Linked DNA regions of Mus musculus: region 1 is linked to region 2. The links are chromatin loops, found by intact Hi-C in ENCODE. Cell type or tissue: left cerebral cortex. All regions are shown on one strand. Each heading gives the region's core, and the rest is flanking DNA. Links, peaks and the distances in the headings are about the cores only. Region 1 overlaps Cic (capicua transcriptional repressor). Region 2 has its middle 27 kb from the start of D930028M14Rik.

What was found. Peaks named below come from ENCODE experiments on the same cell type or tissue, not always from the same donor. Only the 100,000 strongest peaks of a DNase experiment are listed, where the experiment ranks them.
Region 1: a loop joins it to region 2, with 7 times the contacts of the local background. A loop is called at or near these places in 4 of 42 quality-filtered maps.

The regions. Positions count from the first base shown.
Region 1 is chr7:25,276,098-25,281,458 of GRCm38, reverse strand. The region is part of intron 2 of Cic (capicua transcriptional repressor); the gene reads right to left. Among named protein-coding and RNA genes, the nearest start is that of Gm45974, 7.9 kb to the right of the region's middle. In left cerebral cortex, for the core only: CTCF peaks have their summits at 2,222, 2,895 and 3,101 (motif pointing right); DNase peaks (open chromatin) are centred at 1,367, 2,213, 2,610, 3,855 and 1 more place; H3K4me3 peaks cover 2,958 bases; H3K27ac peaks cover 4,116 bases.
Region 2 is chr7:25,176,963-25,182,323 of GRCm38, reverse strand. It overlaps a transcript of Pou2f2 not described here. Among named protein-coding and RNA genes, the nearest start is that of D930028M14Rik, 27 kb to the right of the region's middle. In left cerebral cortex, for the core only: CTCF peaks have their summits at 721 (motif pointing right) and 2,598; DNase peaks (open chromatin) are centred at 1,835, 2,489, 3,177, 3,807 and 1 more place; H3K4me3 peaks cover 3,443 bases; H3K27ac peaks cover 2,369 bases.

The DNA.
Region 1 (5,361 bases), core at 171-5,170, 99 kb before region 2:
CACACACTCACTCTCACATGGCCTTCCTAAGTACCCACTCAGTACTCCCACACCAGAACACACTCACAGACTCTATCAAACCGATCCCACACTCCAGGGCACCACCTTCTTCAATACCCAGACCCATCAGGTATCCAGAACCCCATGGCCTTCCACCATCATCACACTATAAAGCTACCAGGCACTCTGGGCCTTCTATTTAGCAGTGTAAGGAGGTGAGTAACGCCACTGCTCACCCTCTGTTGCCCCCAGAAAAAGGACCAGGAGAAAGGAAGGGAGCTACCACTGGAACAGCCCTGTGGTGGAAGCCTGTATATGTTATCTTGTTCACTGATGTTTCACAGCCACCTAGGAAGAGAGATCAGCCTTATGCCTAGTGTTTACGAGAGAAGATGAAGCTCAAAGAGGCTGAATAAATTATGCATGATCACACAGCCAGGGCTTTACATACTCAAGAACAAGTTCAAGTGTTCATCATCACTCAAGGTGGACACAAGTGGGAATTCCAAAAGGCCCAGAAACAAGATCAAACAATGACAATATAGTACAGTAAGCAAGCAGCCCCCAGGCCAGGGTCTGGGGTCTCCCCGAGTAGAAGAGGAGACCTGGGTTCACTGGACAGGTAACAGTCACACAAGGGTAGGTCGATCAAGAGCAGGCAATCCTCCTTTTCAACTTGCCCTGTTCACTGACAAAGCTGAAGGCAGGAGATGGCAAGAAACTGAGTCACTTGATCCCAAGGGGACAGGCAGGTCTGTAACCCTCTGACCTCCAGAGGGCCAGTCACTTGGCTGACAGCCCAGAGGGGCTACCAAAGGGACTATTAGGTGACTGCCCCCTCCCCTTTATGCAGCCCCTGACTCAGACCCTCCATTACCTCACTGCCCTAGGGACTGCAATGTGAGGCTGAAATCAATGTGGCCCACTATCTCCCCACTGCTGCCCCTCCTCTCCCCAACTGTGAGTCTTAGTGAGTCACCTACTGGCAAGTTAACCCCTTCCCCACTGCATTGTAGCCCAGGGACAGAGCTCGGAGAAGGCAGACTTCCCTGCTTCTGTTGGGTGAGAAAAAGCCAAGCACAGCACAGCACAGCAGGAAAAGAGGGCCTCACATCTGGGAAGATTGCACATCTGGTGGAACACACAGTACCCATGGAAAAAGGATAGGAAGAGGCCCTTTTCGGGGCAGGGTACAACCAAGTGGGGGCCCTGCCTGGCAGGGAGGGGCTGGAATCCGGGCGGGAAGGGCCCCCCTGCCCTGGGCACTGGGCCAGCCCTATACTTAGCTTCTATTGTTCAGGGTGGAAGAACCCTGGGTGGGGGTGGATTACGAGTGAAAGGGAAAGAGCAGATCCTATCCCCCAAACAGCTCCCCCTCTCCAGTCATACCCAACCCTAACTGGGGCCTCCCAAGTTGGAAAGGGCTGAGGGTTTCCCTAAACCGGGGCCCCAGCCCTATGTGAGAGGAGGTACACAGCCATCCTTCACTTGCCACCACAGGTACTGGGCAGGGCTATAGTGGGAGCCACCCTCTGCACCACCTCTCATCAACTCTACAAAAGCTTTAGCCCAAAACTAAGTAGCTCCCAACAAAACACACCATCCTGACCTGGGGACAGAACCCAAACACATCAACAGCCACCTGGGGTGGTGCAGGCCAAGACCTGCCCTGACGCCTGGGGCAAGCTGCCAGGGATGCTGACAGACCCAGGGACAGGCCGACTCACTCGGAACTCATGGCCCCAATTATTGAGCCCGCGAGGCACCGCGCCCTCGCCAGCCGCCCTTGGCTGCTCCCCGCCCCGGTCCGGGCTCGGCTCACCACCCCGGTGTCCCCAGCTTCCCTCACCCGCTCTCAACATACACACCCACCTACCCACCCACCCATCCCGGGAGGCGTCGGCGACGGCCAGAGTTGCCTGGGGAACAAGCCTAGGATTGGGCTGGCAAGGCTCCACAGGGATGGGGGGGGGGGGACTAAAAATAGCGCCAGGGTGAGTCAGTGTGCGCCAAGCTAGGGTAGGCAGGGAGAAAAAGGGGAAACGAGAGAGGGGAGAAGTTGGGGGGTGTCTCTAGGGATTGGGAGAAAAGCAGGTTGCAGGTGGAGAGTGGGATGCGGGCTTGGGGGTGGAAAGGTGCGAGAGCAGGGAGTGGTTGTGTGCAGGCTCCGGGGCTGGGAGGGCTACTCGGCGCGAACAGTGGAAGGCGCCACCGCCCGGCGGAGGAGGGGGCGCCGCCCTACGTTCTCCTACTCTCAGAGCGCTCACGAGATTTTCCACTAGCCGCCTGGCTCCCAGCCAGTCCCCGACAGGCCCTACAAAGCCGCTTTGTGCTTGGAAGGCGGGCGAGTGCCCGGCCGGCCTGACACCCACGCGGGCCGCGACGGGGCGCGGGCCAGCTGGCACCCAGTCTGTCTGGGATGGGGCGCGGGGGGGGGGGGGCACCCAGCCCGGAGGACCTAGCCACATAAGGGTTAACTACACTGAGGGCGGGGGTGGGGTGAGGAAGGGAGCCTCTGCCAATCGGCGGTCGGAAGGTGCGACAGTAACCAATAGAAAGGACCGAGTCCCGCTGCTAGCGTGGTGGAGGTGGTAATCTACCCCCAAGGGTGCGCGGGAATCCGCACCCATAGGTGCAGACGAGTTTGGGCGCGGTCTGTCTGTGTCCACAAAGCCCCAGGTGCACCGTTTTCCTGTCTTTTTTGCGAGCAACGGGCTTGGAGGCGGGGGAACATCTTGCTTTCAGGAGATGCCGCAACCGCCATCTGAACCCAAGCCTGTCAAGACTCCAGTTTTTCAGCCGAAATAGAGACTGGGGTTTCCTACCCGCGCCCTCGTGCGGAGCGGGAACCAGGGACGAAGTGCGGGCGGAGGAGGCGGTGCGCCGGGCTAGGGTCCAGCCGCCTGCGGTGCAGCCGCTGCCGCCGGTGGTAATGGGAGCCAGACGCCGTCGCCGCCGCTAATGCGCCTCCCTCCCGGCCACTAATGGAGCCATTAATGCCCAGGCGCCAGGGTCTTCGGGATGCACGCCTTCCCCCCCCCCCCCGCCCCCCGCGCATGCGTGCGTCTGCTGCCCCACCGCCAGCTGCCACGAGGAGGCAGCCTGATCCCTCTCAGTAATCAGGTGCTAGAAACTATTAAGCTTGGAGAGTTTGGGGTCTCTTACCAAGACTCCTACAGGCTCAGGAAAGTTCCTTATCATCTCCCTCATGTAACGCTCTTCTGTGATTCTTCCCGTCTCAGATAATCTACTGAGATCTGATCCTTAAGAGCCAACCTTCACTTTACCAGCTCTAAACTGTTTCTAAGTTTTACACTTGCCCCAGCTTTTCAGCCCCCATTGCAACCAACCTCTAAGTCTGGAGCTCTGGCTAACTACGAAGAGGTCATGCATGTTCATCCTTTCTTTCACGACCTTGAACTCTGTTTATTCCACATACTTCAGCTCTATGACACCCCTACCTGAACTTTCAAGTAAGTCTACAAGAACCAGAGTTGTCCTGACCTCTGGCTTCCTCTGATAGGAATACTCTTAGCTCTCCCCTGTCACATCCTGTATTTGCCTTTCCCACTCACTTGCCTTGGGACTGCTCAGCCCTGCAGCCAGCAGAAAAATGAACTGGAATTGATACCAGTTCGTTGTTGGAGAGAAAGTGGGTATCCTAGTGGGAAGAATGTGAGTTCCACAGGGAGTCAGGGTGACACAGGTTCAACCCCTTCAGTCCCTCTCTAGGACTCATTTTCCCCCCACTGATCATGGCATAGTGATACCTGGTCTTTTGAACACCAAATGTGTCCCCTGGAAGACTGGGATGGGGTATTTGGGTCATGCCCTCTAGCAGGTAGGTGGATGACATGAGACCTGCTTTCCTGCCACCCACTCTAGCCGGATCTCCTAGCTTTGCCCATATAGCCCCCGTCTTCCTGCCAGTGGGGAACAGGTGTATGGTGGGTGGATGTACAAGCTAGACCCGCGGACATGTCTAAGCAGGTTACAGGGGCAATAACAAACAGTTCATTTGTAAAAGACCAAGAAGGAGCCCCCAGGCCTGGACAACCTCCCTATACTCTAAGATATGGGAAAGTGGGTGGGTGGGGGGTGGCTCAGCAGGTAAAGGCATTTGTTGTACAAACGACCAAAATTAAATTTCTTGAACCTACCTAAATGTGCAAGGAGAAAACAGACTCCACAAAACTGTCTTCTGCTTCCCTCACACACTAATAATTTTAAAAAGAAGGAAAGGGGAAGGAGGCTTAGTGTTTGGCCACTGCCCTCCAGTTGAAAAAGATTAAAGATTCTGGACCTGCTCAGAGGGTAAAGTAGCTTGCTGCTAAGCCTTGCTACCTGAGTTTGATTCCCACAGGCCACATGATAAAGATAAAAGGACTGAACTGACTCCAACAAGTTGTCCTCAGATTTGCACAATTTCATTGTGGCACACACACATGCACATTCTCTCACACTCTCTCAAATCTGTGAACATTAAGGGAGAGAGAGAGAGACTGACATGCACAGAATAGGGGTATGAGGCTGGGACAGAGGCAGCAAGAGTATCTAAATAATGTGAGAGAACTGAACGTGGAAGGAAGCACACAGATCTGACTCCAGCACTTGAGAGGCTGAGACAGGAGGACTACACTAAGATCAAGATCAGTCTGGCCTATAAATGAGGAAAAGTATGGGGAAAGCCCTGGGTTCAATCCCAGTACCGTGTAAAGTGGACAGGCTTGGAGGCCCTCAAGAGGCAGAGGCAGGGGAATCTATAGTTTACGTCCAGCCTGGTCTACATAGAGAGTTCAGGAACAGACAGAGATATACAAAGAACTCCTGTCTCAAAAACAAACAAACAAAAAAACAAAACAAAAACCAACAACCATAAAAGACTTCAAGGGCCAGCAAGAGCTATATGAAACCTTGCCTCAGAAGCAACAACAGCAAAAATAACAAGGGCAAAGTTAAATGAAAAGGGAGGACTAGGGGAGGCCACAGCAGACACAGAACCCCCTCCCTCGATTGGGAGCCAAGACAGAAGAAGCTGGGCTGAAAGCTAGGCAAGGGCTGAAGCCCAGGTAAGGACAAAACCATGAAGGTATTAATTACACCTAGGCAGTCCTGAAACAGACAGCTGGAGGTCAGAGCAACACGGCAAAGCCATGCAGGAAACTAGGAGCAGACAAGAAGGTCATGCCAGCAATGGGACTGAGACATCTGGCCTCCTGGGTGGGGACTCCAGGTTGGTACTGGAGGGGTGTTCCTTTCCTGGGGAACAGGCGGGAAGAGTCAAAGGGAGGTGGCAATGGCAGCTGGCTGGCCATGCCATGATCAGAATGCAGAGAATGCCGGCAGCCTGCCCCAGCATGT
Region 2 (5,361 bases), core at 282-5,281:
GCAGGAGTGCACATTACACCTAACTTACGAGGAGGCTCCATGTCCCTTACGGTTATTCTCCGAGGGCCCATATAACTAATTTGTGTGCAGGTGGGGTGAGGGAACCGCTCTATTTATTTGTGCTGTGCACAAACCACAGAATCCCCTCTGCAGGCTCTCATAAGTGATTGCGAGGTTGTTGGGCACATACTGCCTAAGACGCAAGACGCGGTGCCTACTTTATACGCAAGTAGATAGTTCTTGCGTCCGTTTGTTTCTCGCACACTGTGTGAGTCCCACGGGGCCGCTTGGTACGGGGAGTAGCGAGTAGTTCCGCGTTCGCTTTTTGCACACGCTCTAGCGGTCTCAGGTACCTTACTCTGCTTGCCTGCGGGGTAGGTGTTTTCTGTATTTGTTTCTGTTTTAGGATCTGCGCTTGCAGTGTAGGTCTCGGGAGGCTTCTCTGTACAAGTGGGCAGTATGGGGGTAATGGTGTGGTATTTTTCTCGTATCTCAAGGATCCAGTGTGCACACCCAATATACGGGGGGGGGGGGCAGGAAAACCTTCTCAGTAACAAAGCGGAGGGTGATGGCTGCGGCTAGGAGCCGAGATCGCGCAGCACGTGCGGGTCCGGGCCTCCTCTTCCTCCCTTCGGTAGCATCTCTTCCCATTTCTGAGAACCAAAGACTTCCTCTCTTTCTTTCTGCACCTCCACGCCCCAGCCAGCAGGGGGTGGAAGCCTCGAGCCCTCTGCTGACCCTGTGAGGACCTTCCCCTGGTCCCTGGCTCTACCCAGTTCTCAGTCCTCTCCTAGTCGCATACTGTTCCCCAGGAGAGGGGTTCTCTCCTCTCCATCTCCCCACACCCTGTGCTCTCCCCCTTCCAGTGTCCCCCACTGCTTGTCACACCCCTAGGTTCTGCTGTCATCCCAGCCCGTCCTTTCCCTTCGAGTTTTCTCTGGGCTCTGCCTCTGTTACATCTCCCCCCTCCCCCCATCGTCTAGGTCTATGCTTTGGACTTTGCGTCTCTCGCCGTCTCTGCCTCATCTCTCATTACACATCACTGTTCATCAGAGAGCCCCTTCCAGTGTGGGCCTCCACCTGGCATTCCGTGCTGTCTCATTAGGCTTCTCCTTTCTGGAGTGCCCAGGTCGGTGTTTCTCAGTGTCCGCCGTCAGTCTTTAGACCTGTTTTTGCCGCTGTCTCTCGCAGTGACCTTACTTTCAGTGTCTTCCCCTCCATGGCTCTCTGTGTGTGTTTTCATCTCGTGCATAGTTCTTGGCTTCTCTGCCCGACGCCCCCCGACCCCCCCAATCTTAACTTGCCCTTGTCTGGCTTTCACTTTTTTACACTCTGTGCCATTTTCTGTGTCTCTGGATCTTCTGGTCTCTGTTGGGGTCCCTCTGGTGTTGCTCGTTCGTCTTGCCTTCCTTGGCTCCCCATCTCTCATTCTCCAGGTCTAATCTCTGGTCTGTGCGACTTCCCATCTCTGGAGTCCTCTGCCTCTACCTCCCCTCTCTCGTTGGCCTCTCTCCCGCATCTCTCAGTCTTTATCTCTTTTCGGGTCTCTCCCTCCTGCTCAGTCTGTCTTTTCTGTCTCTGTGGGGCTCCGTTTCAGCTCTGACTTCCTGTCTCTCATCTCTCCTGTGCAGGGACCTCTTTTCCTTATCTCTTTGTCTCTGGGTGTCTCTGTGGTTCTTAGTGCTTCTATCTTTGTGCCCCGTTTGCTCCCCTACTCCTCCATTCCTGGGTCTGTTTGTTTCTGTACATCTCTGGACCTCTCTCTGCTACTGGATTTCTCTGCCTCCTGCACTACCCTCTCTCTTCTTTTTCTCTTTCTCTTTGTCTCTGAGTGTCTCTTTACCTCGGGCTTTAGGGCCTCTTCTCGCTTTTGAGTCTCTCTCTGCTGAATCTCCACTCTCTCTTTTCGCCTTCCTCTCTTTCCGCTGCATCTAATTTGTTTTTCGGTGTCTCTGTGTCTCTGTCTTTGAGCATCGTCTCTGTTTCTGTCTCTCTATGTCTCTGGGCCCGAGCGTCTCCTTCTCTGTGTCTTTGAGTAAGTTTCTTTCTGTTCACAACCTCTCTTCCTTTCCCTATGTCTCTGTATCTCTCCATATCCCTGATATCTCTGTGTGTCTCTGTGTATCTCTGTGTGTCAGGACTTCCCCTTGTGTTAGTGTTCCCTTCTGCTTCTCTCTCCTCTACCATGTCCGTGTCTCTGTCTCAGCGTATCTCTGCATATCTCTGAGTCTCTCTGTCTCTGAGTCTCTGTGTCTCTGTGGGTCTCCGGCCTCTCCCTGCCTCCGTGTCCCCTGCGCTCCCCGCCCTCTCCCTCTCCCTCTCTCCCCCCCTCGCTCTCCGGCTCGCGCTCTCTCTCTGAGCATCCTTGGGCCCGGGGTTGCCATGGGGACAAGGTGGGAGCCGGGGATGGCGCGCGCCTGGGCTCGCGCCGGCAGCTCAGGCGAGGAGCAGCGGCCAGAGCAGCGCCAGCAGCAGGCAGCGAGCGGGCGCGGGAGCGGGAGCGGGAGCGGGGGTAGCGTTGGCGGCGGCGGCTCCTCCTCGGCCATCCCCTCGGAGCCGTGCAGCTGACGCGCATGGCGAAGACAGCGGCGCCTACCGATGGGAGCAGCGGTAAGGCAAGGCGGCGCGGCGCAGCCGGGCGGGCGGCGGGCAGCCTCCTCCTCTCCCCAGCTCGCCTGCGCGCCCGCCCGCCCGCCCTCCCTTCCTCCCTCTCCCCTCGCAGCCCCTGCCTGCCCGCCCGCGCCGCGCTCGCCCTTCCATTTAAAAATCTTTAAAACTTTGCATATTAATATCTGCGCTTTGCATAATCTGACCCGCGCTTTATTGATTGCAAGAAGCTTAATGCAGCCGGCTCGGCCTATTGCAGAGAGCTCTCCGGGCGGGAGCCGGGCGGGCGCCGCTCGCTCTGCACCGCTCTCCGGCTGCCCGCGCTGCTGCGGCCCCGGCCCTCTCGCTTCCCTCCCGGCGCTCGCACCCAGGCTTTGCCCCCTGGCTGGGTATTTTTATTATTTGGGGGCGAGAGTGGTGTGGGGGATCGGCTTGCTGTTGGAGGCAGTGAAGGAACCAAAGGAGAGACGGAGGGGGGTTGGGATAGGAAATATGGGGATTGAGAGGTTGAAGAGGGGGGAAAAAAAAGGAGAGGAGGCAAAAAGGATGGGGAAAGAAGAGGTGTGAAGGGGGAAGCAGGAGAGAGAGAGAAGGCAGCCGGCGGAGGATGGAGCTGAAAGGACGGAAGAGCGAGAGCCGAGACAGAGAAGAAAAAGGAGGGAGGCGGGGAGCGCAGACTAGAGAAAGAGCCAGAGACAGCCCCGGAGCTGGCGAAAGAGGCAGGCGGCGGGCGCTTCATCGTCGCCGCCCCCCAGGCCAAAAAATAAAGAAAAGGGGAAAAGGGGGGGGGGAAACCACACCAATAAAAAGGTGTTGAAAACAAAAACACATCGCATCTGGGGCCATCGAACACAAAAAGGAGTGAGCTCGGAGACGCGAGGCAAGGTGGCATCCGCTCCTGGCTGGTCGCGGCGCTTCGGAGAAGCTCCCAGGGCTGGGTGGGACATCCTATTTTAACCTTGCATTTGAAGAAGGGGTAACCGTGAAGAAAATGAGGAGAGAGGGTTCAGGGCTGGTGGCGGTATCGCCTGCTTTTTTTTTTTTTCTTTCCTCTCCCCCCTCCTTCCTGGGGGTGTGGGGGCCGGTTTAGTGTGGCGATGGTTGGTGATGCTGTCTGAAGCTCCGAAGCAAGCAGGGTGCATGGGGGGGAGAGGTAAGGGGACTGGGAACAAGAAAAGGCTTGGGGGTGGGAATGGGGGCGTGAGAGAAAGGAACGGGGTGCCTTGGCCGGCCGGCAGGAAGGGTAGGGAACGGGAAGTGGAAGCAGCCAGGGATGGGACGCGGAGAAGAGAGGCGGTGGTGTTTCTCAGGCGTGAAGAGATGTGGAAAGCGGAGCCCAGGGGCCCCAGAGTGATGTTAAGGAGCCGCAGCGCACCCCTCAGCTCTCTGGGCCAAGTCTGTAACTTGGGGAATCCCGTTGGCAGTCTCTTGTTCTCTTCTCCTTTCTTCCCCTGTTGTCATTTCACGCTCTTTTCTCTCTTTATGTCTTCTCTTTTTTTCCTCCAGTTTTTTCTCTTCCTCTTCTCACTGACAGATCCCCCCCCCCCCAGGTTGTCTTCCTTTCTCTTTCCATTCTATCTACCAGCTTCTCTCTCCCCTTTATTTCACTCTCTTCCCCTCTCACTCATTTCCCTGATTCCCTTCCCTCCCCCTCCTTCAGTTTCATTTACCCAACACTTTTGCAGCCTCAGCATTGAACAGGGTGTCAGGGAGAGGGCCCCCAGGCAAAGGCAAGGACCCTCTAACTTCCCACCAGACTCTAACCTCTGTGACCAAACCCCACAGATCTCCATGCTGATCTTTCCAGCCGTGGGGGGCTTTGGTCTGTCCTGGGGTCTTGGGACCACCTCTTATTTCTTTCTGGCCTCTGGAAAAGTCTTGCTGAAGCCTCCCTGGGTTGTGTGATGGGGGAAGACCCAAAGTGAGGGCTTATGACTGTGGTCTCAGCCCCATTGAGAGAGAAGGGTGTGGACAGAGAAGAAAATAACACAGGAGGGATGGGGAAGGACTGGGGTGTGAGGGTATCTATCCAAGAGGGCCATTAGAGCTTTAGCATCTCAGGTGAGAGATCCCAAAAGAAAGGCTATGGCTTGCTGACCACTCCCCACTTTCTCCCTCCACGGTTGGGTCTAGGACACTAGAACCAGTAAGTCTTATATTTAGAGAAATTTCAATCAGCTACTTAACTTCACAGTTGTAGATGGACTCTTGCCATCCTAGCAGACCACAGCGTGTAGGGGGAGAGTGAGGAGCCATTGCATGGTGGGGGCTCAGTGTGTTCAGAATCAGGTCGTGGCTGCAGCATGCGTGTATACAAGGCCTTCATGGTAAGGAAGAGGTGTTTCAGGATGGGCTAACTGAAGGTAGGAGCGGCTCTAGAGCCTGAGAAGAGAGAATCTGAAAGTGCAGAATCGTGACATATGTTTGTAGTGGGGGTCAAGTGCCTAATATCCCCATTGTGGGTGATCCACATACAAGAGGAGTCTGGCATGTATTCAGACCGGTCTCTTTCCAGCTTAAGGGTTTTTTTGTGCCATGCGGGAGACCCTCTCTGGCTCCTGTATGGAAGTGTCCATGGGTGTGCAAGGCCATGTTTTAGGTCTGGCGTCAGCGGCGGACATGAGACTCTTGTGCTTGGAGGAAAGCTCCCGTGTGCGGTTACTGGACATGTCGTGTGCACGTTACAGTCACCTATGTGAAAGTGTCCTTTCTGCACAGGGCTTTAATTACGATTGTTATTGTCATTGTTGGGAG